Linked DNA regions of Homo sapiens: region 2 is linked to region 1. The links are chromatin loops, found by intact Hi-C in ENCODE. Cell type or tissue: MCF 10A. All regions are shown on one strand. Links, peaks and the distances in the headings refer to the core of each region. The heading gives the core; the rest is flanking DNA. Region 1 holds the start of LINC01399 (long intergenic non-protein coding RNA 1399). Region 2 overlaps LINC01399 (long intergenic non-protein coding RNA 1399).

What was found. A loop is a pair of places that touch in the nucleus more often than their neighbours do. Peaks named below come from ENCODE experiments on the same cell type or tissue, not always from the same donor. Only the 100,000 strongest peaks of a DNase experiment are listed, where the experiment ranks them.
Region 2: it touches region 1 in a loop (8-fold over the local background); 15 of 110 quality-filtered maps call a loop at or near these places.

The regions. Positions count from the first base shown.
Region 1 is chr22:35,224,124-35,239,665 of GRCh38, reverse strand. LINC01399 (long intergenic non-protein coding RNA 1399) reads left to right here and starts at 8,610. Exons shown (of 6, transcript NR_126356.1): 1 at 8,610-8,668. LOC105373017 (a long non-coding RNA gene) reads left to right here. Exons shown (of 4, transcript XR_938210.3): 4 at 6,775-7,023. In MCF 10A, for the core only: a CTCF peak has its summit at 7,985 (motif pointing right); a DNase peak (open chromatin) is centred at 7,985.
Region 2 is chr22:35,148,565-35,164,106 of GRCh38, reverse strand. The region is part of intron 4 of LINC01399 (long intergenic non-protein coding RNA 1399); the gene reads left to right. Among named protein-coding and RNA genes, the nearest start is that of LINC01399, 75 kb to the left of the region's middle. RefSeq lists enhancers at 5,044-5,875, 8,765-8,964, 8,950-9,473, 15,364-15,413 and a silencer at 8,937-9,231. In MCF 10A, for the core only: a CTCF peak has its summit at 9,020 (motif pointing right); a DNase peak (open chromatin) is centred at 9,036.

The DNA of each region.
Region 1 (15,542 bases), core at 6,024-11,023:
AAGTGATACAAGAAGTGAAGGGAGAAATATTCAAGGAAATAGATAGCCTAAAGAAAAAAACAGTAAAAAAATCAGGAAACTTTGGACATACTTTTAGAAATGCAAAATGCTCTAGAAAGTCTCAGCAATATAACTGAACAAGTAGAAGAAAGAAATTCAGAGCTTGAAGACAAGGTCTTCAAATTAACCCAATCCAACAAAGACAAAGAAAAAATAATAAGAAAATATGAACAAAGCCTCCAAGAAGTCTGGGATTGTGTTAAAGGACCAAACCTAAGAATAATCAGTGTTCCTGAGGATGAAGACAATTCTAAAAGCTTGGAAAACATATTTGGGGGAATAATCAAGGAAAACTTCCCTGGCCTTGCTAGAGACCTAGACATGCAAATACAAGAAGCACAAAGAACACCTGGGAAATTCATCACAAAAAGATCTTCGCCTAGGCACATTGTCATCAGATTATCCCAAGTTAAGACAAAGGAAAGAATCTTAAGAGCTGTGAGACAGAAGCACCGGGTAACTTATAAAGGAAAACCTGTCAGATAAACAGCAGATTTTTCAGCAGAAACTCTACAAGGTAGAAGGGATTGGGGCCCTATCTTCAGCCTTCTTAAACAAATTATCAGCCAAGAATTTTGTATCCAGTGAAACTAAGTATCATATATGAAGGACAGATACAGTCATTTTCAGACAAACAAATGCTGAGAGAATTCATCATAACCAAACCACCACTACAAGAACTGCTAAAAGGAGCTCTAAATCTTGAAACAAATCCTGGAAACACATCAAAACAGAACCTCTTTAAAGCATAAATCACACAGGACCTATAAAACAAAAATAGAAGTTTAAAAAGCACAACCGAAAAACAAACCCAAAGTATGCAGGCAACAAAGAGCATGATGCATGCAATGGTACCTCATATTTCAATACTAACATTGAATGTAAATGGCCTAAATACTCCACTTAAAAGATACAGAACCACAGAATGGATAAGAACTCACCAATTAACTATCTGCTGCCTTTAGGAGACTCACGTAACTCATAAGGACTCACGTAAACTTAAAGTAAAGGGGTGGAAAAAGGCATTTCATGCGAATGGACACCAAAAGCAAGCAGGAGTGGCTATTCTTATATCAGACAAAACAAACTTTAAAGCAACAGCGGTTAAAAGAGACAAAGAGGACATTATATAATGGTAAAAGGCCTTGTCCAACAGGAAAATATCACAATCCTATATGTATATGCATCTAACACTAGAGGTCCCAAATTTATAAAACAATTATTAATAGACCTAAGAAATGAGGTAGATAACAATACAATAAAAGTGGGGAATTTCAGTACTCCACTGACAGCACTAGATAGGTCATCAAGATAGAAAGTCAATAAAGAAACAATGGATTTAAACTATATCTTGGAACAAATGGATGTAACAGACATATACAGAACATGTCATCCAACAACTGCAGAATACACATTCTATTCAACAGCACATAGAACTTTCTCCAAGTTAGGCCATATGATAGGCCATAAAATGAGCCTCAGTAAATTTAAGAAAATTGAAATTATATCAAGCACTGTCTCAGACCACAGTGGAATAAAACTGTAAATCAAATCCAAAAGGAACCTTCAAAACCATGCAAATACATGGAAATTAAATAACCTGCTCCTGAATGAGCATTGGGTCAAAAACAAAATAAAAATGGAAATTTAAAACTTCTTCGAACTGAATGACAGTGATGACACAACCTATCAAAACCTCTGGGATACGGCTAAGGCAGTGCTAAGAGGAAAGTTCATAGCCCTAAATGCCTACATCAAAAAGTCTGAAAGAGCACAAAGAGACAATCTAAGGTCACACCTCAAGGAACTAGAGAAACAAGAAAAAACCAAACCCAAACCCAGCAGAAGAAAGGAAATAACCAAGATCAGAGCAGAACTAAATGAAATTGAAACAAACAAAAAATACAAAAGAGAAATGAAACAAAAAGCTGATTCTTTGAAAAGATAAATAAAATTGATAGACCATTAGCAAGATTACCTAAGAAAAGAAGAGAGAAAATCCAAATAACCTCACTGAGAAACGAAACAGGAGATATTACAACTGACACCACAGAAATACAAAAGATCATTCAAGGCTACTATGAACACCTTTACATGCATAAACTAGAAAATCTAGAAGGGATGGATAAATTCCTGGAGAAATACAACCCTCTTAGCTTAAATCAGGAAAAATTAGATACCCTGAACAGCCAATAACAAGCAGCAAGATTGAAACAGTAATTAAAAAATTACCAACAAAAAGAAGTCCAGGACCAGGTGGATTCACAGCAGAATTCTACCAGACATTCAAAGAAGAATTGATACCAATCCTTTTGATACCATTTCACAAGACAGAGAAAGAAGGGACCCTCCCTAATTCATTCTATGCAGCCAGCATCACCCTAGTACCAAAATCAAGAAAAGACACAACCAAAAAAGAAAACTACAGACTGAGATCCTTGATTGACATAGATGCTAGAATCCTTAACAAAATACTAGCTAACTGAATCTAACAACATATCAAAAAGATAATCCACTGTGATCAAGTGGGTTTCATACCAGGGATGCAGGGATGGTTTAACATATGCAAGTCAATAAATGTGATACACCACATTAACAGAATTAAAAACAAAAATCACATGATCATCTCAACAGATGCAGAAAAAGCATTCAACAAAATCCAGCATCCCTTTATGATTAAAACCCTCAGCAAAATCGGCATGCAAAGGCTTAATGTAATAAAAGCCATCTATGACAAACCCACAGCCAACATAATACTGAATAGGGAAAAGTTGAAAGCATTCCCTCTGAGAACAGGAACAAGACAAGGATGCCCACCTTCACCACTCCTCTTCAACATAGTACTGGAAGTCCTAGCCAGAGCAATTGGACAAGAGAAAGAAATAAAGGGCATCCAGATTGGTAAGGAGGAAGTCAAACTGTTGCTGTTTGCTAACGATATCATCAGTTACCTTGAAAACCCTAAGGGCTCCTCCAGAAAGCTCCTAGAACTGATGAAAGAATTCAGCAAAGTTTCCAATACAAGATTAATGTACACAAATCAGTAGCTCTTCTATACACCAACAGCGACCAAGCAGAGAATCAAATCAAGAACTCAACCCCTTTTACAATAGCTGAAAAGAAAGAATAAAATACTTAGGAATGAAAGACCTCTACAAGGAAAACTACACAACACTGCTGAAATAAATCATAGATAACACAAACAAATGGAAACATATCCCATGCTCATGGATGGGTAGAATCAATATTGTGAAAATGATCATACTGCCAAAAGCAATCTACAAATTCAACACAATCCCCATCAAAATACCACCATCATTCTTCACAGAGTTAGAAAAAAAATTCTAAAATTCATATGGAACCAAAAAGAGCCCACATAGCCAAAGCAAGACTAAGCAAAAAGAACAAATCTGGAGGCATCACACTACCTGATTTCAAACTATACTGTAAGGCCATAGTCACCAAAACAGTGGGGTACTTGTGCAAAAATAGGCACATAGACCAATGGAACAGAATAGAGAACCCAGAAATAAACCCAAATACTTACAGCCAACTGATCTTTGACAAAGCAAACAAGAACCTAAAGTTGGAAAAGGACAGACTTTTCAACAAATTGTGCTGGGATCATTGGCAAGCCACATGTAGGAGAATGAAACTGGATACTCATCTCCCACCTTATACAAAAATCAACTCAAGATGGATTAAGGACTTAAACCTAAGACCTGAAACTATAAAAATTCTAGAAGATACTTCAATAAAGGTGTCAAAATGTCAAAAAAGGGACTCAGATTAAATTTCTAGAGATGAAAGCTACAATGCCTGACATGAAAAATGCACTAAATGGAATTAATAGCCATTTAGACACTGAAGAAGAAAAGTTTTTTTTTTTTAGATATAGCAATAGAAACCATCCAAAATGAAACATAGAAGAAAGACCCCTAAATGAAGAATTTTAGTGAGCTGTGGGACAATTTTAATTTTAACGTAAATGTAATTTGAGTACCTGGATGAGGAGAAAGACTTGAGTGTGTAGTTGCTTCATGGCGTCAATGGTGTACTTAAGTGTGCTTTTGTGGTGGCTGGTAATAGTTTTTCGTTTCCATATTTAGCCCTCCCTTAAGGATCTCTTGTAAGGCAGGTCTGATGGTAACCTAGGAAATACCATTCTAGACATAAGCCCTGGCAAAGATTCCATGACAAAGACACCTAAAGCAATTGCAATAAAACCAAAAATGGATAAATGGAAGCTAATTAAACTAAAGGGCTTCTGCATAACCTACAGAATAGGAGAAAATATTTGCAAACTATGCATCCAACAAGGGTCTAATAACCAGAATCTATAAGGAACTTAAACAAATTAACAAGCGAAAACCAAACAACCCCATTAAAAAATGGGCAAAGGACATGAACAGACAGTTTTCAAAAGAAGATGTAACACACAGCCAACAAGCATATGAAAAAATGCTCAATATCATTAATCATTAGAGAAATGCAAATCAAAACCACAGTGAGATACTATCTCACACCCGTCAGAATGACTAATTAAAAAGCCAAAAACTAACAGATGCTGGCAAGGTTGCAGAGAAAAGGGAATGCTTATACACTGCTGGTGGGAGCGTAAATTAGTTCAGCCACTGTGGAAAGCAATTTGGAGATTTCTCAAAGAACTTAAAACAGAACTACCATTTGACGCAGCAATCTCATTACTGGGTATATACCTGTAGGAGTATAAATCATTCTACTATAAAGGTACATGTACGTATATGTTCATTACAGCATTCATTATCACAATAGCAAAGACGTGGAATCAACTTAGGTGCCCATCAATGGTAAATTGGATAAAGAAAATGTAGTACGTTTATACCATGGAATACTACACAGCCACAAAAATAACAAAATCATGTTTTTTTGCAGCAGCAGCATGGATGGAGCAAGAGGTCATTATCCTGAGAAAATCAACACAGGAACAGAAAACCAAATGCCGCATGTTCTCACTTACAAGTGGGAGCTAAACAATGAGTGCACATGGACTCAAAGAAGGGAACAGTAGACACTGGGGCCTATTTGAAGGTGTAGGGTAGGAAGAGGGTGAGGATCAAATAACTACCTATTGTGTACTATGCTTATTACCTGGGTGATGAAGTAATCTGTACACCAAACCCCTGTGACACACAATTTACCCATGTAACAATCATGCACATGTACCCTAAACCTAAAATAAAAGTTGGAAGGAAAAATAGAGAACGAATACTAAAAAAAATTTGCAGAAATAATGGGTCAAAAATTTCCAAACCCTCAAACGTAAAAACTGCATCAAGGTATATCATAATCTAATTGCTTAAAACCAATGATGAAGAGAAAATCTCAAAAAGCAGCCACAGTAAAAAGATCTATGTGTAGAAAAGAGTGAAGACTGCTGTCCTTAGAAAAGGCTACTTGTGGGTTTGGTCCTTGGCTGGTGTCTGGGAACTTGGATTCCAAGAGACAAGTTTTGTTTCCCTCTTTCCTTCTGTCTGAAGGCTGATAACTCTATTGCAATGACCAAGGATTCAGGGAATGTTAATTCTGAAGTTCTCCATTCCCTGGACCCAAGCACAGTCTCTCCTATAGAAGCCTGTTCAAATGGCAACAGCTCTGAGCCCTCACTTAATTTACTCAGAAGGGGTCCAGCTTTCTCTAGTTCCCCAAATTTTCCCAGGTGCCCAGAGGTTCTTGCGCAGTCTCAGGATTTGGCTTTCATTCTGCCTCTCCTTGCCTGAAGAACCCTTCCCTGATGACCTTGTGATTTTCAGAATATCTGCAGTGATATGGCTCCAGCAGAGCTGCCCACCTCCTGTGAGCACAGCTTCACCTTCCTCAGCTCTTTGCTTATGCTTAGTCAGGGGAGTCACCTGGCAAGCACATGATCACATGACAAACATGGTCCCCAAGTGTCCCAGGAGCTCTTCAGTGATGAGTTCCTTGAGGATGGACACCATATCTTGTCTCCAAGGCATGACCACAGTGCCAGGTGGCTGGACCATGAATGGGTTATGATGGATCAGAATTCTCTGAGGACAGAATTCTCAGGGTTGATTCCTGGTTACTTGTCCAGGCTCCTATCATCATGCCCCTTAATTCCCAGCTATCCATCCCAGGGCAAACTTCCTCCCAGGGTCTGTCCTGTCCTTTCAGCAATTGGGCTCCAGTTGAGGCTACCCCAGTCCATAAGGTGTATTTTAATAATTTAAACTTCAGAGGGGAGGGATCAGAGTTCTCTTCCCTCTTCTCTTTGGAGGAACTTATCATATGTAAAACTACGGTTGCAAATAAATAAGTAAAAAGCAAATGGTGTGATGAGGGAGGGTTGATATCCCATTACTTTCCTGCTGGTCTTTCAATTCCAGTTGCTTGCTTAGGGTCAGCTGTTTGTAAATGCTTGTTGAATGAATAAAATAGAGGAGGTTAAGATGATTAGGCTCTGTGTCTCCACCCAAATCTCATCTTGACCTGTACCCCCCAGGTGTTGAGGGAGGAATCTGGTCGGATTGAAAGGAGGTAACAGTGGAATGCCATGCACGATCTCGGATTTTCTTTTGGGTAGATGACATTATTGGGACAAGTTGGTAAAATCTAAATAAGGTTTGCAGGGTAGATAATAGTATTGAATTTATGCCAAATTCCTGATTTTGATAAGTGAATTGCAGTTATATAAGGGAATGTCCTTCTTTTTAGGAACTATGTACTGAAGATTTGGGGGCAAAAGAGGACCACATCTGCAACTAACTGGAGATGGTTCAGAAGATGATGCACACACACTCAAGCATATCGAGAGAGAAAGGGGCAGAGGACACAGAAGGCCCTGAGTTTAATGTGCATGTTTTGGGGAATTTGGAAGAAGAGCCCCTGATAATTCATCCTTCATTATTCTTGCAACTTTTCTCTAAATCTGAAATTATATTAAAATATAAAGTTAGAAGAAAACATGAAGAGTACTCACTTAGTATTCATTCATCTCACACCGACATTGTACCCTCTCCAGACATTGATCCATGAAGTGACTTTTCCTGTGATGGGCCATGAGCCAGGGATGTGCTGGGGGGAATGGGGAGATGAATAAACTCCCACCTCACTCTTTAGGGGTCTGTGGAATGGTGGATGAGACAGACACACCTTGTCTCTACCCTGCACCGTGTAACTGGGCCTTGCGTGGTCCTTTGTGAGTGTGTAGTAAGGGTAATTTCTTCAGAAGAGTTCATGAAGAAGCAGAAAATATGGCCAGGTGAATACATTTTCCTTAAAAAATAACTTACATGGTGAAACCCCGTCTCTACTAAAAATACAAAAATTAGCCAGGCGTGGTGGCAGGCGCCTGTAGTCCCAGCTACTCGGGAGGCTGAGGCAGGAGAATCGCTTGAACCTGGGAGATGGAGGTTGCAGTAAGCCGAGATCGCGCCACTGCACTCAGCCTGGGCAACAGAGAGACTCTGTCTCAATAATAATAATAATAATAATAATAATAATAAAAATTACACATCAAAGTGCCCTTTGTATAAAGCACTTATAAGTGAGTCTATTTAAAATTAATTTTAGAGACATCATAAAAGTGAGTCATCTCATTTAATTTTTACAACCATCCTCTGAAGTAGGTACTTACTTAATCTCATTATGACACAACTTATTTGCAGTAAAGGAAACAAACGTGGAAAGGTTAAGTTACCTGCCCCAAATCAAGGAACTACAAGGAACTGTCCATCTGGACGCTGAGCTCTAAGCTTCTAATAATAATTGCACACCTCTAGGGTTAGGAAGGGCAGGTCTATGGGCTGATGAGAAAGTGTCTAGGAAGCCGATGGCCAAATTTACCTGCTTGGCTTTACGCTGCCTGCGTGGGTGTGTCCAAAGCTCAGAGCTCCTTGAGGCCTTCCTCTGTGGGTCCGCTAGAGGGCGCTGTTGGCCCAGTTCAGAAGTATGTTTTTGCCCTTGAATTCAGGTGTGGTCAGGGAAGGAATTGCTGTAAAAGCTAAAGAAGCTTAAGCTTCAGGACTTCTCACCTGTACAGACCCCTTCTGCTTTTGTACCTAACTTTGCATTTATAATTTCGTATCATTTTCCCATAAGAGGGCTTCCTGAATAAGTTGCGGGCTCCTCAAATCTGTAGTCCCCTTTCTTATGTCAATACTTTGGTAACTCAGCCTGGGGGACTGGGACATTGAGCGTCTTGAGCATCATGAAGTGTAAATTTCCAGGGCATCTGGCTGTCCGTCTTCCGGCTGTGGACTCCCGGAGAGCAGGGGCTCTGCCCTGTTTGACTTGGACTGTCTGCTATGTAGAACAAGCTGTTTGTAAATGTTTGTTGAAAGAATGAAATAAAGGAGGTTGAGATGGTTAGGCTCTGTGTCCCCACCCAAACCTCATCTTGACCTGTACTCCCCAGGTGTTGAGGGAGGAACCAGGTGGGAGGTGATTGGATCATGAGGGCGGTTCCCCCCATGCCGTTCTCGTGATAGTGAGTGAGTTCTCACGAGATCTGATGGTTTTATAAGGGGCTCCTCCCCCTTCACTTCCTTCACAAGCGTCCTCTCCTGCTGCCGTGTGAGATATGGCTGCTTCCCGTTCTGCCATGATGGTAAGTTTACTGAGGCCTCCCCAGCCACGTGGAACTGTGAGTCAATTAAATCTCTTTTCTTTATAAATTACCCAGTCTCAGGCAGTTATTTAGAGTCGTGTGAAATGGACCAATACAGAGGTAAACAGCCCCCCCAGCACCACTGCCGCTGCTTTAATCTTCTCTTTGGGTCTCAGTTCCCCAACTTTAAAGGTGGGGGCAGGCATTGGATTAGAGTTCATCTCTAAGTCTCTTTTCAGTCAGATGTTTACTCTAGGATTTGCTCCCTGTCCATCCCTTTCTCAACTCTACCACCTGTCATTTCATTTTATTTCTCTAGTTCTGTCCTCCTCTCCAGCCCATGCCCTCACATGGCTAGAGCCTCCTTGGCTCTGCTAACACCTTTAGGTGCTGGGATTACATGCATGAGCCACAGAATCTGGCCATGGTATAGAACATTTTTACCACCCCAGAAAGCTTCCCATGCCCCATTTCTTCTCCAGTCTTTGGCTTCTGGCAACTACTGATCTGTTCCCTGGCACTGTGCTTTGCCTTTTCTAGAATTTCATATACATGGAATCCTACAGAAAGTAGTCTTCTGTGTCTGCCTGCTTTCATTCAGCATAACGTTTTTGTGATTCATCCAGGTTCCGTCATGCATCTGTCATTCATTTCTTCTTGTTACTGACTAGTATTCTATTGTATGGGTATACCATAATTTACCTACCAGTTGATGAACAAGGCACCAGAATGAAAATGGTCCGAGTTTGAATTTAGACTCTGCTATGCGTTGCCTGTATGATCCTGAGCAAACTGTGTAGCTTCTCTAAGCCTCACACTTCTCAGCTGTACAGTAGGGACAGTAACACCTTCCCCTAAGGTTGCTGAGAGGATTAGATGAGCTCAGCCCTGAGGAACACCTCGCTGTGTGTCTGGTACTCAATAGCTGGTTGTTATCAAGGATGTATTGAACTGTCTGAACCAGGTGGGGGCATATTCTGCTCTACTCTTATCTTTCTTACAATATCGTAGGCAGATCCTTGAGATTTTTGGTCATTTGCAGCTAAGTACTTCAATCTGGTTTTTCATTTAATGCTCCTCTTTCCCACCCTCCCGCTCAGGCTTGACCCAGCCCCAGAGACCTGCGCCGGGAGAGGGATGGGAAAGGTTGGGAGCAATGGGCAGGATGCTAGCTGTTTCTCAGGGTGCCTGTGTGGGTTCTTCAGAGGTCCTCGTGAAGAGCTCTTGTGGGAGCCCTGACCACCCCATTAGCCCCCATCGTTGCCAGGGGGAGCCCACAGCTTCTTGCCACTCAAGTCTCCTTGGGTAATGATTAGGATCTTTGGACGTGGAAATTGCTCAAGTCTTGGTCCTTCAGTGGTGTTCTCTCCGCCTGTGGGAGACTCACGCATCTTTGCCATGCTATAGTGGGAGTGCCTGCTGCTGCACCTCCACCCCCTACCCTGTGCCTCGCTCCAGGTCTTTTCTCCCCTGTTCTGTTAGACTTAAGGGGCAGATCAGAGAGTCTGCTGCAGAAACACAGATCTAGGGTCCTTTTCTTTCAGGCAGCCCCTAGCAGATGCTGGGATGTGGGCAATGTCTCCTACCTACATTCCTTGTCTCTGCTAAAGTGCTCACTGGCTAACCTCCAGGGCAGCCCCTGTATCTCTTTGCCTGAGGGCGTTCTACAGTGGCCAGGCCCCGGGCCAGAGTAGTGGGCCTAAGTACCAGGAAATTAACACCACAGCAGCAGCCCTCCATGATGACTGGTGAGTGTTGGCGTGTATTAATAAATGCCCAGGTCCCTTGCCCCCTGGTGGGATGACTCTGAAAGTCGTCTTCCTCACTAGCTCCCAGTGTTTCACAGCAGGATGAATTCCCTCTCATCCACAGTGGTCACTTCTCAATAACCACACCCTTTTCACTGCCGTTCTTTCTCCAGCTCTTTCTTATTCCCCTCCTGGAGTTTCCTTGGATAATCTCTCAAGTTAGTCACGTGTCCTTGGATTCTTGCCTCAAGGTCTCCTTCTGGGGAACCCAAACGATGCCATAGCCCTAATCTTTGCAAATGACTTTCTTGAAGTTGGCTTGGGTGGGAGCCAGGGCCGTACAGCAGGAAACGAAAAGACACAGCGCTCTCCCCATATTTCAAATACTCCCTTGTCTAGTGAGTCCTCTGGAATTCCTCCAGGTCTTTTGCTGATAAAGGTTGGAGGGGCTTGGGAAGGGGTGATGGCTGTGGGGCAGAGGTACTTCTGTCCTTTCTTGGCTCATCTTGCATGGCTATGTCACTGTGCTTTTTAGAATGTGAGAGGATTTCATGCCCATTGTCCCTAGTTTGGGGGTTTATGCAGAATTTTGGGACAACAGGGAAAACCTGTTTTCTTAGCACAATGCACAGCATTTACATATTAGTCTGCTCAGGCTGCCCTAATGAAATATCATAGACAGTGTGGCTTAAATAACAGACATTGATTTCTCACAGTTCTGGAGGCTGGAAGTCTGAGATCAGGGTGCAGTGTGGTAGGGTCTGGTGAGGACCCTTTTCCAGGCTTGCAGAAAGCTGCCTTCTCACTGTGTCCTCACAAGACAGAGGGAGAGCGCTGATGTCTGTTTCTCTTCTTATAAGGGCACTAATCCCATCACGAGGACCCCACCCTCATGACCTCATTAAGCCTAATTATCTCCCAAAGGCCCTAGCCCCAAATACAGTCTCACTGGGAGTTAAGGCTTCAATATAAGAATTCGGGGGAAAACAATACGGTCTGAAGCAGCTTATTGACATGATGATGATGCACCTCTGATTTTACCACTGAAACCTGTTTCTCCTGCTGTATTCCTTATGTTGGGGAAGACATTCTTTCCTCCCTGACTTCCTCCTCCCCTCATGTCTGGTTAGGCATAAAGTGTTGTCAATTCTACCACCTCCTAAGTATTAAGTACTTCCTCTCCGCTGTCCTCCACAACTTCTCTAGGCCAGGCTCTCATGCCTCATATTGGTCAGGATTGAGTTTCATGTGTGTCCCTGTGAAGAGACCACCAAACAGGCTTTGTGTGAGCAATAAAGCTTTTTAATCACCTGGGTGCAGGTGGGCTGAGTCCGAAAAGAGAGTCAGCAAAGGGAGATAGGGGTGGGGCCGTTTTATAGGAGTGGAGTAGGTAGTGGAAAATTACAGTCAAAGGGGGTTGTTCTCTGTCTGGCAGGGGTGGGGGTCACAAGGTGCTCAGTGGGGGAGCTTTTGAGCCAGGATGAGCCAGGAGAAGGAATTTCACAAGGTAATGTCATCAGTTAAGGCAGGTATAGGCCATTTTCACTTCTTTTGTCATTCTTCAGTTACTTCAGGCCATCTGGATATGTATGTGCAGTCTTGGGCCCAGAGGCCTGACATTGAGTAACAGAAAACAGCTCCATTGCTTACAAAGGTGAAGGGTGTATTATTACATGCAAAAGGAAGTCTGGGGCAGGCAGTCCAGAACTGGAACAAATGCCCAAAAATGTCATCAGGGACCCTGGTGCCTCCTCCTGTTTCTACTCCAGTATCCTCAGTGTTGGCACTGGTTCTTGTGGTCACAGGGTAGTTGCTGCTTCTCCAGGCGTCACTTCCTCATTCCAGGCCATAACTCCTAATTGAGAGCCTTTGTCTTTTTTACTGGGGAGGGGCTCGAGTGAGTGTGCAGGGGCAGGGGGTGTGCAGATGGCTTAGAGTAGCCAGTTCCCGGGATTTGCTACATCATGTCTTACCATAGCTGCCTCCTAACTGATCTTTCTGCCTCCATTCTCACCGGTACATTCTTGTTGACAGCATGTCCCTCTAGGGGCAATAAGAAACCATTATACCTAGCAAATCAATGATAAGACAAATGGTAACCATAATACCAATGGGAAGTACTTATTAGATGTGTAAATTGCATGCGGAACATTTAGTGCTTAAAGGGATACTCATGAAAGCCACTTTGTTATTATTTCACTCTGTCCCTCTAATGCTGGCTGGAGGATGGCTGTCCTTTCCCTGTCCTTGGATGAAAACTCTGCTCATCTCCATGACTCTGTCTGTCACTGGAGGCAAGACAAAGCCCTATGGTCAGTGGGAGTTGCAAAACAGAACCTGAGTCTCTTCCCAAGGTAACACTCCTCCTTCCCCCATCCAGCTGGGACTAGCTGCAGACAGGACACTGGCTTTGGGAAGGGGGATAGCCCTTTTCTCTTTTTCACTAAGATCTGCTGTTTCTGATTCCTTTTGCTGTGGAGTATTGGGTAGAGAAGTGTGGAAAGAAGGAAAGTGGGTCAGCACAGTTCTTATGTGCCTGTTAACAGCATCCTATGGCTTCATGATCTTTGGCTTGGTATGAGATGGGAGCTGACTGTCCGCCAGGCACTTGGGTTTTCTGGAGATTCCCTTGCTGCCCTTAACTCCCATCCTGTGCCCCTGGGCACTGCTGCCCCACCAACTGCTGGATTTTCCAGAACCCACTCACACAGACGCAGAGACCTTCTCAGTTGGTTGAGATCCCCTGACTACACACTCAGGGGCTGCCCCTGAGATGAACATTTCATGTACAAATGGTATATTCAGGAGGTGCTCCCAGGAGAAAGCTGTGAGCAAATTGGGCCAGAAGGAAAGGGAAGGGAGAGAAGCCAAGCAAGGCAGTGACTTCAGGTGAAGCCCCAGCTTCAGTCTGATTCTGTGGGCAGCTCTGCAGTATATATTAGACCTTAGAGTTCGTTCCGACTCAGCAAGGTTGCTGGCCTTTCATGTTCCCACACTACACGGTTGTTGGCTCAGGACTGCACCCAGGGGCCTGTGAAGGTGCCCAAGGGCCGGCTTCCAGAGACACTCAGCGGGTGCAGCCTTTAGAAGCAAAGGCACACAGGACCCAGTAAGAATCATAAAAAGGCCAGGCACGGTGGCTCATGCCTGTAATCCCAGCACTTTTGGAGGATGAGGTAGGTGGATCACTTGAGGTCAGGAGTTTGAGACCAGCCTGGCCGCCATGGTGAAACCCCGTCTCTACTAAAAATACAAAAATTAGCTGGGCATGGTGGCACACGCCTGTAATCCCAGCTACTCGGGAGGCTGAGGCAGGAGAATTGCTTGAACCTGAGAGGTGGAGGCTGCAGTAAGCCAAGTTTGCACCAGTGCACTCCAGCCTGGGTGATACAGCAAGACTCCATAGACCCCCACCTCAAAAAGAAAAAAAAAAGAATAATAAAAAAGTACAAGTAGAGCACCTACAGTGTCCCCAGCATCATGCTTACTGGACTCTGGGGGCTGTTTATCTTATTGTCCAAACTTGTTTTTCCAGTGACCAGCTCCTCCTGTTTGTCTGACCCTAACTTTCCACCTTTAAAACTCCTGTCTGAGAAGCTGAGGCCAGCTGCAGTGGGAAGAAAAGGGTACATGGAGAGTGTCACTTTTTCTGAGGGCACCGCTATTCACCCCCCATCCTACCCCCCATTCTTCCAACATCCATCACAACTCATCACCATTCACATAAACTTTGACACACACTTTGTGTATTTCCATAATGTTGTCAGCTGCCCATAGAGCATTGAGAATATATTTCCCCATTCTAGAGTGTTGGTAACTCAATGTATAGCAATTTATTCCACAAACACAGACAGTAACTCAACTGGTGAGAGGAGAAAAAATAAAAAAAGGATGCTACCAAACCACCACTGTCTCAGCACTGGAAATCAAAATGGTAATGCATGGAATAGATTTCTGCAAGTAATAGGCTTGGTCGGCAGAAGTGTGAGCTGAATTAAATGCCTTCTAAGTAAATCTCAGCGTGAGTTATCTGTTCACTCAGACATGCACGCATGGAGACTGGAGTCTGTGTGGACAGACGGCACATGCTGTAACTTCCATTATCCCACACTGAGATTCTTTGTGAGTAGCCACAGTCAAAGGAACTGGATATTTCCTGATCACTGTGACAGGTGGCTACAAGTGTGAGGAGAGGCATTCATTCATTCCTTTATTAATTCATTCATTCTTCAAGCCTTTGTGAGGCCCCAGATGTGCCAAACATTGTGTGGGGCATTGAAGGTGCAGAGATACAGGGGTGAATCAGACAAGGTCCCTGTCCTGTGGACTCAAAGTCTGATGGTGGGGACAGAGCAGCAGACAGTTCAGGTAGTGAATGTTAGCATGCTGCAAAAGCAGGCAAGGTTGCAGGCTCTGCAGTCAGACCAGCAGCGTTGGAATCTGGGCCCTGCCACTTACTCGGTTGGGGAAGATGCTTCACCTAAGTTTCCTCATCTATGAAATGGGGCTAGAAATACTGTCTGTCTAAGGGTGGATGTGAAGATGAGGTGACATAGTGGGGATAAAATGCATAGCAGAGGCCAGGCATGGTGGCTCATGCCCGTAATCTCAGCACTTTGGGAGGCTGAGGCAGGCAGATCACTTCAGGTCAGGAGCTCGAGACTGTCATGGCCAACATGGTGAAACCCTGTCCCTAGTAAAAATACAAAAGTTATCTGGGCGTGGTGGCACGTGCCTGTAGTCCCAGCTGCTTGGAAGGCTGAGGCAGGAGAATCATTTGAACTTAGAGGCGGAGGTTGCAGTGAGCCAAGATCGCATCACTGCACTCCAGCCTGGGCGACAGAGAGAGACCCTGTCTTAAAAAAATAAAAAATAAAAAAGCATAGCCGAGAGCCTGATTATAGTAAGTGCTCAATAAATATTAGTTGTTGCTACCACTGTTACTGATACCCATACAGAGCTCAATGTAAGGAGTCAGGAATGTTTCTGTTGTACACACATCAGGTGGGTGGCAGTCCAATGACCACAACCAAGGAAGATTTAACACAGGGATTTCATTGCTTGCAACAAGGAAGGAGGACATTGGGGACAGTGCCCAAAGCAGTGCGTCCCCAAACAAAGGTGAA
Region 2 (15,542 bases), core at 6,890-11,889, 76 kb after region 1:
CCTCCCGAGTAGCTGGGACTACAGGTGTCTGCCACCACAGCTGGCTAATTTTTTGTATTTTTAATGGAGACGGAGTTTCCACCAGCCAGGATGGTCTCGATTTCCAGACCTTGTGATCCGCCCTCCTCGGCCTCCCAAAGTGCTGGGATTACAGACGTGAGCCACCGCGCCCAGACTCTTCTACCTTCTTTTCTATGCCCATGCTTATATATTCCAAAAGTACACGTTTTTGCCTACGGATATTATGACATATTCAGTTTTCCCGGCTTGTATTTTCAGTCAACATCATATTAGAAGAAATTCTTCATGCCATTGAAGTGTTTTTTGAAAACATGACTTCTAACGCCTGCATGTATTTCATTATGTTAACATACCTTCACTTAGCCATTTCCTTGTTTGACAACCGGGTTGCTTCCAATATTTCTCTACTGTAATTAATCCTGTGATGACTATTCCTGTATAGGTACTGTGTTCATATCTTTAATTATTTTCTTGGGTTAAATTTCTAGGGATGAAATTATAGGGCCAAAGGATATGAACTTTTTATGACTATTGTTACATATTTCAAAGAAAATTGGACACATTTACCTGCTTATCAGCAAGTGAATCTGCTGTGGTCTGAATATTTGTGTCCTCCCAAAATTTATATGTTGAAATCATAACCCTCAAGGTGGTGGTATTAGGAGGTGGGGCCTCATGACCCCTAGGTCATGAGGGTGGGACTCTTGTAAAAAGATTGGTGCCCTTATAAAAGAAACACGAGGGAGGCCTCTTGCCTTTTCCACTGTGTGAGGACACAGTGAGAAGTCACCGTCTCTGGGGAAATGGGTCCTCAGCATTACTGAATCGTCTAGTACCTTGATCTTGGACTTCCAGCCTCTAGAACCGTAACAAATAAATTTCTGTTATTTACAAACCACCTAGTTGATGGTATTTTGCTATTGCAGCCCAAGGAAACTAAGACAATATTATCTCAGCTTTTGACATGTTCTAATGAACACTCCTTAAGAGAAAACAACTCTGTTTATGTTATGGGTAAAAATTTGTGTCTAATTGTCATTTTTAGGTACATGTCTTTGTTAATGAGGGTTTGCAGTATTTTGTTTATTAAGAGAAAAGTGACTTATTTTTTCCTTTATGAACAGTCTGTTTATGTTCTTCGCTCATTTATCTACTGGGGTTAATGTTTTTTTCTTCTTACCTATTTGTATGATATATTTGAATATAATAATATTAATCCTGGTTCTGTAATACTTGTGGCAAACCTGTTCTTTTTGTTCAAAGCTTCTTTTCAAATAGGGGCAGGGAGCTGGTGTCATTCAGGTTAACTCCCAACCCTGCCAGTTTCCTCTGGTAATGGCCCACATCCTTCTCCGTAGAGTTAGCCCCTGACCTGCAACCCCTGGCTCGCTGAATCCTTCATTTTGTCTTCAAAAGGAGTTGAATTTTAAGCATCTTTCTTGGTCCTCTGGGAGCAAAACCACTTTGCCAGCTTGAGATCATTCATTTCCCCATTTCTTTCCTCTCTTCCATTCCTCATAAATAATCCCTGGCAATTATTAAGCATTTTTGTGTTGCCTTAGACTTTTGAGTGCTTAATGATCCTTTAGTGGTTCAGCAGAGAAAGGAGAATCTTTCCTTCCTTCTCCCACCCCCTTTGAAAATTCTGGGCTGTAGGAATCTTTTTAATGGACTCACAGCTCTTGGAAGGGAAACAGATCAACAGATCCTGGACATTGTCCATCACCCGGTCCAGATCCGGTAATTTCAGTGTGGGGGAAAAAAGGCCAGAGAAGGCAGAGGAGTCATGTGGGATCTCACAGATGCTTGGTGATGAAGCCATACTTCACAAAGTGAGGACTGAGGAAATAGAGAGTTATATCCTGGAGAAGGCAGTAGACTAAGGAGATGGCACACGTGGAAACAGCCCCATAGAAACATGTTCTTAGCAGCATGGCATGTTGTGGTTACAGCTCCACCAAAGCAGAAATGGAGACAGCACTGTCCTCCCTGGACCTGGGAGAGTCAGGAGCTGGGCACAACGTGGGCACAGAATGGGACTGGAGATGGCCCAGGACGAGCGCTATGGGCAGTCAGGGACAGGGATGGCTGTAGAAACTTTATGATGCTCTTGTTTCAGAAAAGGGAAGGCCTAGGCAACTCCACTTAGTCCCCCATCCATGGAGGCTTAGGAGGCAGAATGGCCTGCTCTTTACCCCTGTGGGAGTAGAAGGTGTAGGGGAAGGAAAGGGCTCTGGGAGTCTTTGGAGCCCAGCTTCCTGACGGTGCTGAATGTTGCATCTTAACCATGCAGCTCTCTGGCAATGCAGGCAGAGGAGCAGCAACCATACTTTACCTGCCCTGGCCTCAGGGTCAGGCCTGCTTACCCACCTTTCCACCCAGCCCACCCTCGCCCCACAGGACCCCGATCCAAGGCCCTCGTGCAGGCCCCTGCACAGCAAAGAATTCTCTTTGCAGCACTTCCCCTGGAGGCTCCCCTTAACTCTCCCACTTGCAGCTCCTTATCCAAAGGTGTAAGTCTTCTTTCTAGTTCTCTCTCCTCTCCCCTTGCTACTGCCTTGGGGTGCCAGGTGAATTCTCTTCTCCCTACCTTTCTCATGGACAGGCAGTCCCAAATTTAAAAACATATTTAGGCCAGGTGTGGTGGCTCATGCCTGTAATCCTAGCACTTTGGGAGGGCAAGGTGGGCGGATCACTTGAGGTCAGGAATTTGAGACCAGCCTGGCCAACATGGTGAAACCCTATGTCTACTAAAAATATAAAAAATTAGCTGGGCGTGGTGGCACGCGCCTGTAGTCCTAGCTACTCGGGAGACTGAGGCAGGAAAATCGCTTGAACCCGGGAGGCGGAGGTTGCAGTGAGCTGAGATCGCGCCACTGCACTCCAGCCTGGGCAACAGAGCGAAACTCCGTCTCAAAAACAAAAACAAAAAATTACCCTGGTGTGGTGGCACGTGCTTGTAATCCCGGCTATTTGGGAGGGTGAGGCATGAGAATCGCTTGAACCTGGGAGGTGGAGGTTGCAGTGAACCAAGATCGTGCCACTGCACTCCAGCCTGGGTGACAGAGTCAGACACTTTCTAAAACAACAACAAAAACATATTTAATATTTTCTCATATTCTTATCTTACTATTTTCTGCTAATGTCTCTATTGCTGATGCTTCCTTCATTCATTCAGAACATATTTATAAAGCACAAAGCACTGGGTGCAGTTTTTCACACCTGTAATCCCAGCACTTTGGGAGACTGAGGCAGGCGGATCACTTGAGGTCAGGAGTTCGAGACCAGCCTGGTCAACTTGGCGAAACCCTGTCTCAACTAAAAATACAAAAAACAGCCAAGCATGGTGGCACATGCCTGTAATCCCAGCTACTCAGTAGGCTGAGGCAGGAGAATCACTTGAACCTGGGAAGCGGAGGTTGTAGTGAGCCGAGATTGCGCCATTGCACTCCAGCCTGGGCGATAGAGTGAGATTCCATCTCAAAAAAAGAAAAAGAAAAAAAGAAAGCACAAACCTTGCTGCTAGACAGGGATTAAAAAGACAAACCATGCAAGCAGAGAAGGGGGACTGCTTTGAGAAATACACAGGAAGTGAAGTCAATACTGGGATGTGGGGAAGAATGGTATTAGGACATCTGCTAACCCACCTTTGAGAAAATTAGAAACTTTGTTGCCATCTGCCAGGAAGTGGTTGTAATAAATAGAAAAATCTATGCTGTCATGAATGGCGGGCTGTCTCAGGCATGTCCTTCTCATGACAGCAAATGGAAGCGTGAGAACAAAATGAGCAGGTGCGTTCTCATGCTTCTGGACAAAGCCCCGTCACAGAGCCCAGAGTCAAGGGTGTGGGGCAGTTACCTGGCAAAGGATATGGATACTTGGAAGGAGGAAGAATTGTTCTGTTACAGAATCGGTTAGCCAGTCTGCTACAGAATATAGGTTTTTTTTTTTTGAGACAGTCTCGCCCTGTCGCCCAGGCTGGAGTGCAATGACGCAATCTCGGCTCACTCCAACCTCCACCTCCCGGGGGAAAGTGATTCTCCTGCTTCAGCCTCCCGAGTAGCTGGGACTACAGGTGTGCACCACCACGCCCAGCTAATTTTTGTATCCTTAGTAGAGACGGGGTTTCACCATATTGGCCAGGCTGCTCTCGAACTCCTGACCTCGTGACCCACCTGCCTCAGCCTCCCAAAGTGCTGGGATTACAGGTGTGAGCCACTGCGCCCAGCTGGTGTTTTTTTTTGTTTGTTTGTTTGTTTGTTTGGTTTTTACTCTGCAAGAGTAGAGTATTTTGGATTTGGGGGCTTATGGGCATCCCACATATCCTAATCTAGGGGTGAGTGGAAGGTCATAGAGCACATTCTCAGGAGGCTTTCCATTCTTACAGAGATGAGCTGGACATGACCCATTTGATAAGTTTGGAAAAGCTGCCTTCTAGTGAGCCGTAACACAGCCATGGACAGGGAGACAGTCATGTGAGCTGTAGAGAGCTGTAGAGAACATTAAAGACCGGAACTAAATATAGCTCTGAATTTATTAGTATTACCAACTACCCCAAAAGCTCCATCCCCAGGGACTGAGATACACAACATCACCTCAGAATCCTTAGCAGAGGCTTCCAGGAGGAGCTCAGATCCCTCTGGAGGGCTTCATAGAATTGTTGCTGCACAGAGTGGAGCTGAGGCTACATTAGGCACCCTCATCTCAGTGCGGCTTCATGCAGGATCTCCACCCCCACCTTGCAGGCGCCCTGGGTCCAAGCCTAGAGGGATGTTGATTTTCCCATGATGGCCCAACACCCCATCCCCAGCTAGTAAATGGCAGGGCCAAAGCTTCAACCTCTGCTCAAGCCACTGCCTGTGAAAAGTTCTGACAACTTCATACAGAGCCTGAGATATGTAAGAGCTCAGGAAATAGCAATTAATATTCTAATAATAATACTTTGTAGATAAATATGAATGAATAACTATTGAGTATCTCCTAGGCTTCACGCACCGTATGAAGCACTTTCCTTGAAGTGACTTTAGCAGCTGGGATTGTCATCCTCATAGATGGGGAAACAGACCAGAGAGGTTAAGTGACTTGTCTAAATCCTCCTCTGGAGGTAAATTTAATTTTAGGAGATGGTTTTGCTAACTTTGGGAAAAATAAACCATGCATTCAGTTTGCTCATGAGACTTTTAGCAATGGCATATTTAGAGGTGAGAGATAATTGGAAATTCTATGGAAAAAAATGGAAAAAGTACTTGGAATAAAATAAAATACCCTTGCCTCAAGTTTTTTACCTGTTGTTTTTTTTTTCCTCGAATGTTATTTCTTTGACAAGGAGTTAGAGCTTTGGGGCCTGCCGCTGACAGGAAGGCTGGTGGAGCCAGACGGAATGTGCAAAGTGTCCTATCTGTCCCTTTAATAACTCTTTGGCCCGGGTGACCTGTCACTATAAGCAAGGGGAAGGGAGAAAAATGAGCCAATTCATTTCTAAATGGCTCTGTAACTCCAGGGTGTTATCGAGCAGAGACAAAGGACACTCCATAATTCTTGGAAAGGGAATCAGGATCTCCGGGAAGCAGGCACAGGCTCCATCTGGTCTGCCGAAGCCTCCTGCCAACCAGGGATCCACGCTCCATAAATACACAGAGAGATAGATCTCCTGGCCCCATTGATTTCCCCTTGCCATTATTGATTGCATTCTTAGATAAGTGGGGACTTTTCGACCAGAACTAAACTCTCTGTATCTTTCTTGGAAGCCTTTGCAATGCCAAGGGTTTGGCTGAGGGAGGAAGTGCTGTCTGCCGTCTTCTCAGAATGCTACCCACCAGCTATGTCCTGGGTAAGAGAAAATAAAGGGCTCTCCCTGGGCCCCTCAGTTTTCCAGAACATGTCAAGTTGGGAGCTCTCCCAAGGGGAGAAGAAAATGGCTTCAACTGACAGAGCCTCTATAGGTGTTCTGTGTGGATGACATCAACTTTGTTTATAATCCCTTCAATTATGAATGCAGAAGGGTAAGTTTGCCCTTGGCAGAATTTCTCAAACTTTAAAATGCAAAGAGGTCCCTTGGCCATCTTGTGTGAAAGCAGCCTCTGATTCAGTAAGTCTGGGGTGGGTCCTGAACTGTGCCTTGCTGACAGGCTCCTGGGTGTGTGGGTGCTGATGCTGCTGGATCTGGGTCCCCACTCAGGTCAACTCTGTACTCTCTCAGGCTGTGCACGTGAGCCTTTGCTATCCTTCAGAGCTGCCTTTAAGTATTAATTCATTCATCAAGCATTTATTAGCTTCTACTGTGTGCCAGGCCCTGTGCTGGGCTCTGGATAGAAGATGAAGGGAACAGAGTGCTCACCTTCAAATTACTTACAGCTGGGTTGGAGACACTACTTTTCCAACAAGCACTGCTAATGCAATGTGATTGCAATGTGATTACGTCCTGAGCAAGGATGGAAGGCCCTGCTGCAGGACCCTTCTCAGGTGAGGGGCAATTAATTCTGCTGGGAGGCCTCAGGGAGGGGGATATTGAAGCTGGGTATTGAAGCATGAGGAGGAGCCTTTCAGATGAGAAAGTGGAGGCAGAGGATATGAGTATGAATGGCTGGAAGTTTGAAAGTTTGGCATTGCCAGGAAAACATGGATGCTAGTTGCAAATGCCCCCAACTAAGAGATGGCTGGCTGGATGTGGAGTGCTGATCTGGCTATCACCACCAGACTCGGAGTCCTTGAGGTCAAGAGCCTCATCTGGCTTATCTCTACTCCCCCAGCTCTGGCAAACGGTGCCCAGAAAATAATTAAACCAAAATGAAGTTGATTTGTTCATTTCTGGCAGAGGTGCTCATTCTTGAGTGTACATCAGAATGCCCTGAAGTGCTTGTTAAAAAGACTTATGGGCCCCACCCTCAGTGCTTCTGACCCCGTAGATCTGGGCTGGGGCCTGGTATTTGCACTTCTAACAAGTTTCCAGGCAATGCTGCTGTTGCAGAACCAGGAACCACCCTTTGTGGACCACCAATCAACATCCAACGTCATTGTTTTCAAGTAATTCCTCCTGAGGGAGGGGAGTGGGTGGTTCACAGAAGGCAATGTGGATTAATGTAGAAAGCATGGCCTTTAAAGCTGCATACACTAGGTTCAATAAAGTTCTGCCATCTGTGTAACCTTGTTTGGATCAGACATTCCATAATACCTACCTTAGGACTCTTTAGTCAAGTTTCAGGTGAGAGAAACCCAGCTCAATAAATAAAAAAGAAATGACTGGGCTGTATAACTCAGAAGTTTGGGTGTCTGGAGTCTGGTGTGCCTGGATCCAGGAAGTCAAATCATGCCCTCGGAACTCCGTCTCTTTCCACCCTTTGGCTAATCTTTCTTCTGTATTGATCCCATTCTCAGGCAGGCACTCTTCCTGTAGCAGCTAGGATGACCAGGTAGCTCCACAATGATATGTTTTGCATAGTTACTGATCCCAGAGAAAAGAGAAAAGAATATCTCCGTTTTCTAGTGTTTTTAGCAAAAGCCCCAGAGATTCCTTTGATTGGCCTGGGCTGGGTCATGTGCCCACTCCTGAACCAATCACTGAACCTGGGGTACGGAGAGCTCTGATTGGCCAAAACTTGGTCACACGGCTATTCCTTGAAAAGTAAGAGAGAGAGAGAGAGAGTGTGTGTGTGTGTGTGTGTGTGTGTGTGTGTGTGTGTGTGTGTGTGTAGGGTATTGTTCAGGCTGGCATGGATGGATGGGATTTTCCTGAAAAGCCGCTCTGTTGCCAGTGTGTGTGTGTGTGTGTGTGTGTGTGTGTGTGTGTGTGTGTGTAGGGTATTGTTCAGGCTGGCATGGATGGATGGGATTTTCCTGAAAAGCCGCTCTGTTGCCAGAAAAATGGGACAAGGAAAGGATGTATGCTGGGCACTTTAAAACTACCTCGCTTTCAAAGTATTCCAAAATCTAGAATCGTCATGTCACCATTTTAGAATTCCTCTCAGTCGGCATGGCTTAATGAGGTTTTTAAAGGACTGATAAGGACTTAAGAGCACCTCACGTTATATACTTAGGAGGACCAGGTAGTGTTTTACATATTTTACACATCAATTCACGTAGTCTTTCTAAGAGCCTTATAAAGTAGGGACTCTTCTTCTTTTTAACAGATCAGGAAACTGAGGCACAGAGAGGTTAAGTAACTTGGCCAAGGTCACAGAGCTAGCGAGTGGTAGAGACCAGCTGCAAACCCAGGCAGTCCAGCTGTCTGTGTGCCTAACCACTATGTCCGCAGCCTGCCTCTTGAGAATTTTGAAATCTTATTACTGGAAAATGCCTTGGAGATGATGTCAGCCAGCACCCCAACCCCTCCTCCCTGTTTATTTATTTATTTATTAACAATTGAGGACCAGAGAGGAGGATTCATTTACTTGAGGTCATGCAACCCAGTAATGGCACAACCAGGATGAGAATTTTTGTCTTTGAATGCTGACCCCAGAGTTGTTCTGCCCCACCATCCCTCTACTGCCTCCTACTGGGTTTTCTGGAAATAGTCGCTGTTCTTAAGCGTGTGCAGGAATCAACTTTCACGGTTCTCCACGACCACCAACCACCTGGAGCACCTTGTCCTTTGCATCCTGAGTACCTGGCCCTGTGTCTAGTAGCTTGTGCAGATACTGTTCCTATATGCAATTTTTTGGTAATACTGAAAGCTTTTCCTCATGTTTTACCCATTCTGACTCTATTTCTTTGGGTTAGATCAAGGGGAAGCTGGGCACACTGGAACCACTGACCACACAAAAGCAGCGTAGATGAGCCCTTGTAAATTGGCAACTGGTCAGCACAGCTCAGAAATTCCATTTTCCTCACCCCTCAAAGTGGGGTCTGAGGATATACAGTAGCAGGATTTGCTGGGAGCTCCTTGGAAATGCAGAATCTCAGGCCCCATCCCCATCGGCTTTTTAACAAGACCGCCAGGTGATTTGTTTGCCCGATAAGAAGTCTCATTGTCAACCTGACTCTTCGCCAGTCCTGGAGAGAGAGGAGAAAGTAGCCACTAGGTGGGGGTATTGCCTGGGCCGAGGACCAAATGGCTGGAGCAGTGGGATGCCTGCGAAGAAGAGGCGCGAGGAGCCAGGAGCGGCTCAGCCAGCCAGGCTTTGAGTTGCAAATGGCACAAATGTTTTGGATTTCAAATAGCATCCCCTCTGTCCGCACCCATGTATTCCCTTACTCCCAGTGGCTCTGGAATGTTTAAAAAAAATTCAAAGTAATCTTAAGGATAAAGATGTCCCCAACAGAGAAGATTCAAAGAAGGTGCCTCAGGCCCTGTAGACATCCTCAAAGCCAGGTTAACTTACCTTGTTGTTGAGGAGACAGAGGGTCCAGGTGGGAGGTGACTGACTTGGAATCCTCTCTGAGGATCTTTGACTACAAAGCCTGTGTCCATTCTGCCTCTGCACCTTGGCTCCAGAAATGTCCTGAGCATGGAGCACCTTGTTAGATTCAGTGTCTAGTTTGTACTGCGGACTTCTTTAAAAAGTGTAGGCACAAAGATCTGAGGCTGTAAAAGTTCTCTCCTTTTGTCCAGAAAAACTTGCTACTGGGCAGTGCAGGTCTAGACATCACACTGTCTCCCAAAGCTTTTTTTATTTTTTAGCTGTCTCTCAGATCAGGGACTGATATTCTTCCAGTCTCTGGCTCTGCCACTCACTGGCTGCATTTCTTGGGACAGGTCACTCAATCTCTCTGAGCCCTTGAGACGGGGATGATAGTGTCTGTCTCTCCGGTTTATTATAAGCATCAAAATCAAATGTCATATAAAGCAAAAGCACCTTCTAAGCTGCAGAGTACTGTAAAAAATGAGGGGCGACTGGGGATTTGGCCATTACGAGGAGATAAAGGGTAATTTTTTGCAGCAGGGTAGATAGCTGTTGACACCAACATCGTCTCAGCTGCAGAGGTCTCCTCTCTGTTTTCCCAGCTCCAGCTTCTGTCCCACTCTCGACACTGTAGCCAGAGTAATTTTTTTTTTTTTTTTTTGAGGTGGAGTCTCATTCTGTTGCCAGGCTGGAGTGCAGTGGTGGGATCTTGGCTCACTGCAACCTCTGCCTCCCGGGTTCAAGCGATTCTCCTGCCTCAGCCTCCTGAGTAGCTGGGACTACAGGCACGTGTCACCATGCCCAGCTAATTTTTGTATTTTTAGTAGAGACGGGGTTTCACCATGTTGGCCAGGATGGTCTCGATCTCTTGACCTCGTGATTTGCCCGCTTCGGCCTCCCAAAGTGCTGAGATCACAGGTGTAAGCCACCGCGCCCGGCCCAGAGTGATATTTTAAAGTAAAAAATCAGTGTATGACTCCACCCACCCCTTAAAACTCTCCAGCAGTTTCCCTTTTCCCTTAAAATTAAACCCAATTCCTTATCTGAGCTGCAAGGCTCTTCTGCTGCCTGCTCCTATGCAGGGGGTCCTGCTTACCCCTCACTCATCCCACCCCCTCTTACTCTCTGTCCCTCATTCCCACCTTAGGATCATTGCATTTGCTGCCCCTGAGCTTGCTTTAGGAGCGCTGGCTCTTTCTTTTCATTCAGACCTCCATTTACCTGTCACCTCCCAAATGAGCCTGTCTTGGGCCATGTGGTCTGAAGTGGCCATCTAGCCAGCCCCTCTCGACACAACACCTTATTGAAATCCTCTGCATAGCACTTCTCATTGTCCAATATTCCACTTGTTTATTAGTCTAGTCTCCACGACTAGAGTGTAATCAGCATTTGAGGGGGGATTTTGTCTGCCTTGCCCACCTTGTCTCCCTAAGGCCTAGAACGAGCAATGCCTGGCACATAGCAGTAGGCACTCCATGAATTTCTGTTGAGTGAATGAATGGCTGAATGAACACATCTACCACCCTGACTGCTGGGAATACTCCAAACCCAGTGGAACACCTAGACCCTTTGCACAGATAGGATACCTGTAGCCACTGTGCTACATGTGCTGCCATCTTGGCCCTTTGCCTTCTGCCTTGAGAGATTGGAGGAATTAGGAGGGGAACACGTGCTTTGTTATGTGAAAACATGCATTTCCTCCGAAGTCCCTTAATTCCTGAGAGTTGGGAGAATAATTAAATCCCATTTAATGATTCAGTGTTATCTCACACTTTGGGTTCTGTTGTAATTATTAAGTAGGATCAAAAATAAAACGTCCAAATATCATAATTAACTTTCAGATCAGAACAGATGTCAGCTTGGGGAGTACTCACACCTCTGGGGCAAGTCTCTTTTTCTTCTTCCTGCAGCTGCCTGCCTGTCCCTCACCTGTGTCTCCCCTCCCTTCATCAACTAGACGTGCATCCTAATGTGGTAGGAGTTATTAAGAAATTATTTTAGGCAGATAGGAAAAGGGGTCCTTGGAAAGTTTTCCTCTCTTAAAGCAGCTCCAGAAACATTTCTTGTCTAGCAGGAAAGCCCCAGCTCTTAGAGCCCACCGGCAACCTTTGATATGCAAATGCAGGCCATTAGAAAGTGGGTCCACCCAACATGGCGATTCCCACTGTTGTCCTCTTGCCCTTGCCCCTACATGTGCCTGGCAACATGGCCGCCCCCATATATCCCCATGTGTGTAGAACATCATGGCGTTCTGCATTTGCATATTAAAAGGGCAGGGTGGGAGGGCCAGTTTTTTCGTGGGCTACATGAATGACACGCCTGGTCAAACCACTCCCCTGAGGCCTATGCAAATCAGACACCATCTTCTCCAGCCTCTTCATATACCCGGCTGATTTCTGCTGCACTTGGGGTCTCCTTTCTCGGCTTTGGAGCCCCCCCATCTCTGTACAGGGGAGCTGCTTCCTTCTGGCTCCTCCTTTCTTTCTTGCCTATCAAACTCTCTGCTCCTTGAAACCACTCCATGTGTAGGCCGGGCGTGGTGGCTCACACCTGTAATCCCAGCACTTTGGGAGGCTGAGGCAGGCGGATCACGAGGTCAGGAGATCGAGACCACCCTGGTTAACATGGTGAAACTCCGTCTCTACTGAAAATAGAAAAAGATTAGCCAGGCGTGGTGGTGGGCGCACCTATAGTCCCAGCTACTCGGGAGGCTGAGGCGGGAGAATGGCATGAACCCAGGAGGCGGAGCTTGCAGCGAGCTGAGATCATGCCACTGCACTCCAGCCTGGGCAACACAGCGAGACTCCATCTCAGAAAAGAAAAAAAAAAGAAAAACCACTCCGTGTGTGTCCATGTCATTTTATCTAATTTGACTCGAGACGAAGAGCCCTGGTGTTCCTCCACTCATCAGAGCCGTGTCACTAATCCTATTTCTCTGCTCATGTGGTCAACATATATTCACTGAGCATTGCTTAGTGATAGACTTTTATGGAGAACAAGAGGGAGAGAGAGAACTCCTCCTCATCCTTCAAAGCTTAGCACAAACTTCACCTCTATTTACTGGCTTCCTGGGTTCTTTTTTTCCCCACTCTGTGGGAGTTGGGTTCTGCCTTATTCCGTATGGGGTTTGCACCCAGTGCTCAGTGGAAGACAGGCTGGACACGTGCATGTCAGTCCCCCCAACCCCACCCATGCCGACTGCACCTTGAGGATCATGCCTGCCTTGTGTCATCATAACCCAGTGCCTACAGCAGAGCCTGGTACTTACTAGGTGCTCAGTAAATATTTACTGGTGAATAAAAGTTCTTATTCATTTCTCTGTCTCTAAGAATGAGTCCATCGTTGGGCTCAGTAAATATCTGGAGAATAAATGAGCAAAGGAGGTATCTTCAGATATGGAGAGAAAGAGGGAGTGAGGCAGGGGAGAGGGAGGGGAGAAGCGGGCCAGGAGGCCAGGAAGGGAAAGGACTAGGGGTCGATGAATCAGCTGGGGCGGCCAAAACAGAGTACCGCACACTAGGCGGCTTAAAGAATAGAAATTCACTTCTCACAGTTCTGGAAGATCATCAGGGCAGCTTTCTTCTGAGACCTCTCTTGGCTGTAGAAGGCTGTCTTCTCCCCGGGTCCCCATGTGGTCTCCCTCCTGTGCGTGTCTGTGTTCTAATCTCCTCTTCTAATAAGGATACCAGGCACGTTGGTTAGTGCGCACTGTCATTACCTCACTCTACCTTAACTACCCCTTTGAAGGCGCTATCTTCAAATACAGTCGCATTCCGAGGTACTGGGATTTAGGGCTTCAACATACGAACTTTCACGGGGACAAAATTTAGCTGCAACTGGGCCCAAGGCCCCTTCTGTTACTATGATGGGGGCGGAAACTGAACCAAAAGACTCTAAGAGAGGAAGGGATAGTGACTTTTAGGCTGCATGGCTGGGGACAGTGATGGTGGCGTCTTCCTCCTCCTTTGGTTTCTCCGCTGCTTCCTCCCACATCTTTGACACTGGACAGTCACGCTGAGCTCGTTTCTGGTCTTGCCACCAGGGGGAGCCAGAGCTCATATTTCTGGCCCCACTGCAGGAAGCCAGACCTGCTGGGGCAAGCCAGGGGCTTCCCACCCGGTCACTGGCACAAATCCAGGACCCCAGTTCAGAGGCAGCAGAGTGGTACAAGCAGCCCTGTCCTGAATGTCTAGAGTCCTGGGTTGGAGGGGACTCCGTGGGTGCAGCGGGTGTCCTGAGGCTTGTCACTTGTCAGCATTTATAAGAGAGTGAAAGATACAGGACTGGGGAAAGGGAAAAGATGAGCCGCGATGCAATTAATGATGTAATAAACAGAAGCTCAGTTCTACCAAGGGAAGAGACTTTGCTTATGGGAAGCCACGACAGCTGGTCAATACATGCCACTGTTCCTTCTCGCCTGTTACGTAAGTTACCACCTTCCCACCATCGAATCAGAGGGCAGGGGACAGATGACATAACCTCCTGCAGTCCCTTCCAGCCCTAGTCCTTGGTGCTGTGAAATTGTGCAGTGTGGAGTTTCTAGTTGCTATAGAGTTGGGACAGACTTTAACTGTCGAAACTTGGGAGAAAGTTGTCCCACATTGTGTTCCTAAATAGACCAGTCACTGGATACAGATATCCCCTTGGGGAAGGGGGCAGGCATGACCTAAGACAAAGCCACTCCCTTCAACCCAGTGCAATTCCAGGAAAGGGGTCATGAGCCATCCCCAATCCTGGCAGCTGGGGGAAAGAAGAGAGAACCCCAATCCTAAAGGAGAGAGCTGGGTAGCACACAAGAGTGTCCACTACATACATTCACCACCTTTGATAGAAAAAGATGATTTGAAGGACTTGGCAAGAAGCCACAGTAAGGAGAATATTATGGCTGTTTTGATCATAGGATGAATATCTATAAGATTTAATAAGATACCAGAGTTGGGATGAGCCTTAGAGTTCATATAGTCCAGAGAGGTCTAGTGGCATGTATATGGCCACCGTCCCAGTCTTGGCCATAGCAGACATCCCCAGTGGAGCACAGCCATTCTCTGAAGAGTCCCGTGTAGCCTCCAAACCCTTCTCAGCATGACCTTCAGGCAGCCAGTCAAACAACACTGACCTGCAGAAGAAAACTTACTCCCTCATTTTCCAGAGGAGGCCCTGCTTAGAGGAGTTGCTTATTCCCCAGCACACAGTCAGTTCTGGAATGAGACCGAACTGGGATGGGACCCCCGGTGTTCTTTGTGACAGTGCCTGTCTCACTGGATACGTGAGTAAGCAGCAGAGACTCAGCTCCATCCTCTTTTTGAACATCTGCCTCACCACACAAGGCCATAGCAGTAGGCCTACTGGATCTGCTGAAGTCCTCGCATGCCCTGCTCTGACGGCCCTGCACAAGGAGCGGGTGGTTTGTACCTGTGCCAATTTCTATCATCCTTTCAGTGGGTTAGCAAGAGCTTAGAGTAATCTGTGGCCGAGGCGCCAGGAGGCCCTTCATTAAGCATTATGAGATAATCCTGATTGTATCAAGGAATCTTTCCCTAACTTGGGAGAAAAGAAATTGACATGCACAAAAAAGGCAGGGGAAACATCCAAAGCTGTCATCGTCTGTCATGCTGCTATTTTTATTCCTCTATGACAGCTGGAGATTATGGCCAGATGTGGTAGCTTGGCAGCCCCCTTGCAGAATGCCAGCTGGAAGGGGGTTAGGGAGCAGGGGGCAGAGCCCCTCTGTTCCACAAATGGGGGGGTGCCCAGAGCTGACAAGTGACAAGCCCCAGGACACCCACTGCACCCACCGAGTCCCCTCCAACCCAGGACTCTAGACATTCAGGACAGGGCTGCTTGTACCACTCTGCTGCTTCTGAACTGGGGTCCTGGGTTTGTGCCAGCGACTGGGTGGGAAGCCCCTGGCTTGCCCCAGCAGGTCTGGCTTCCTGCAGTGGGGCCAGTGCTATCAGCTCTGCCTGCATTCACATCTCCATCTCAGGGTCAGTTTCTAGTGAGCCCAATCCAAGAAGCAAGCTGATTCCTGCATGTCAATGACCTGGGTCACCTGGGTTTCCAGGCTTCCTGTTCACAGACCTTTGAGAGAAGCTGATCAACTGCCTGCACAGCCAGCCAAGGGAAGAGACCTTGCTTAGGAGAAGCCACGACAGCTGGTCAGCAGATGCTGCAGCTCCTTTT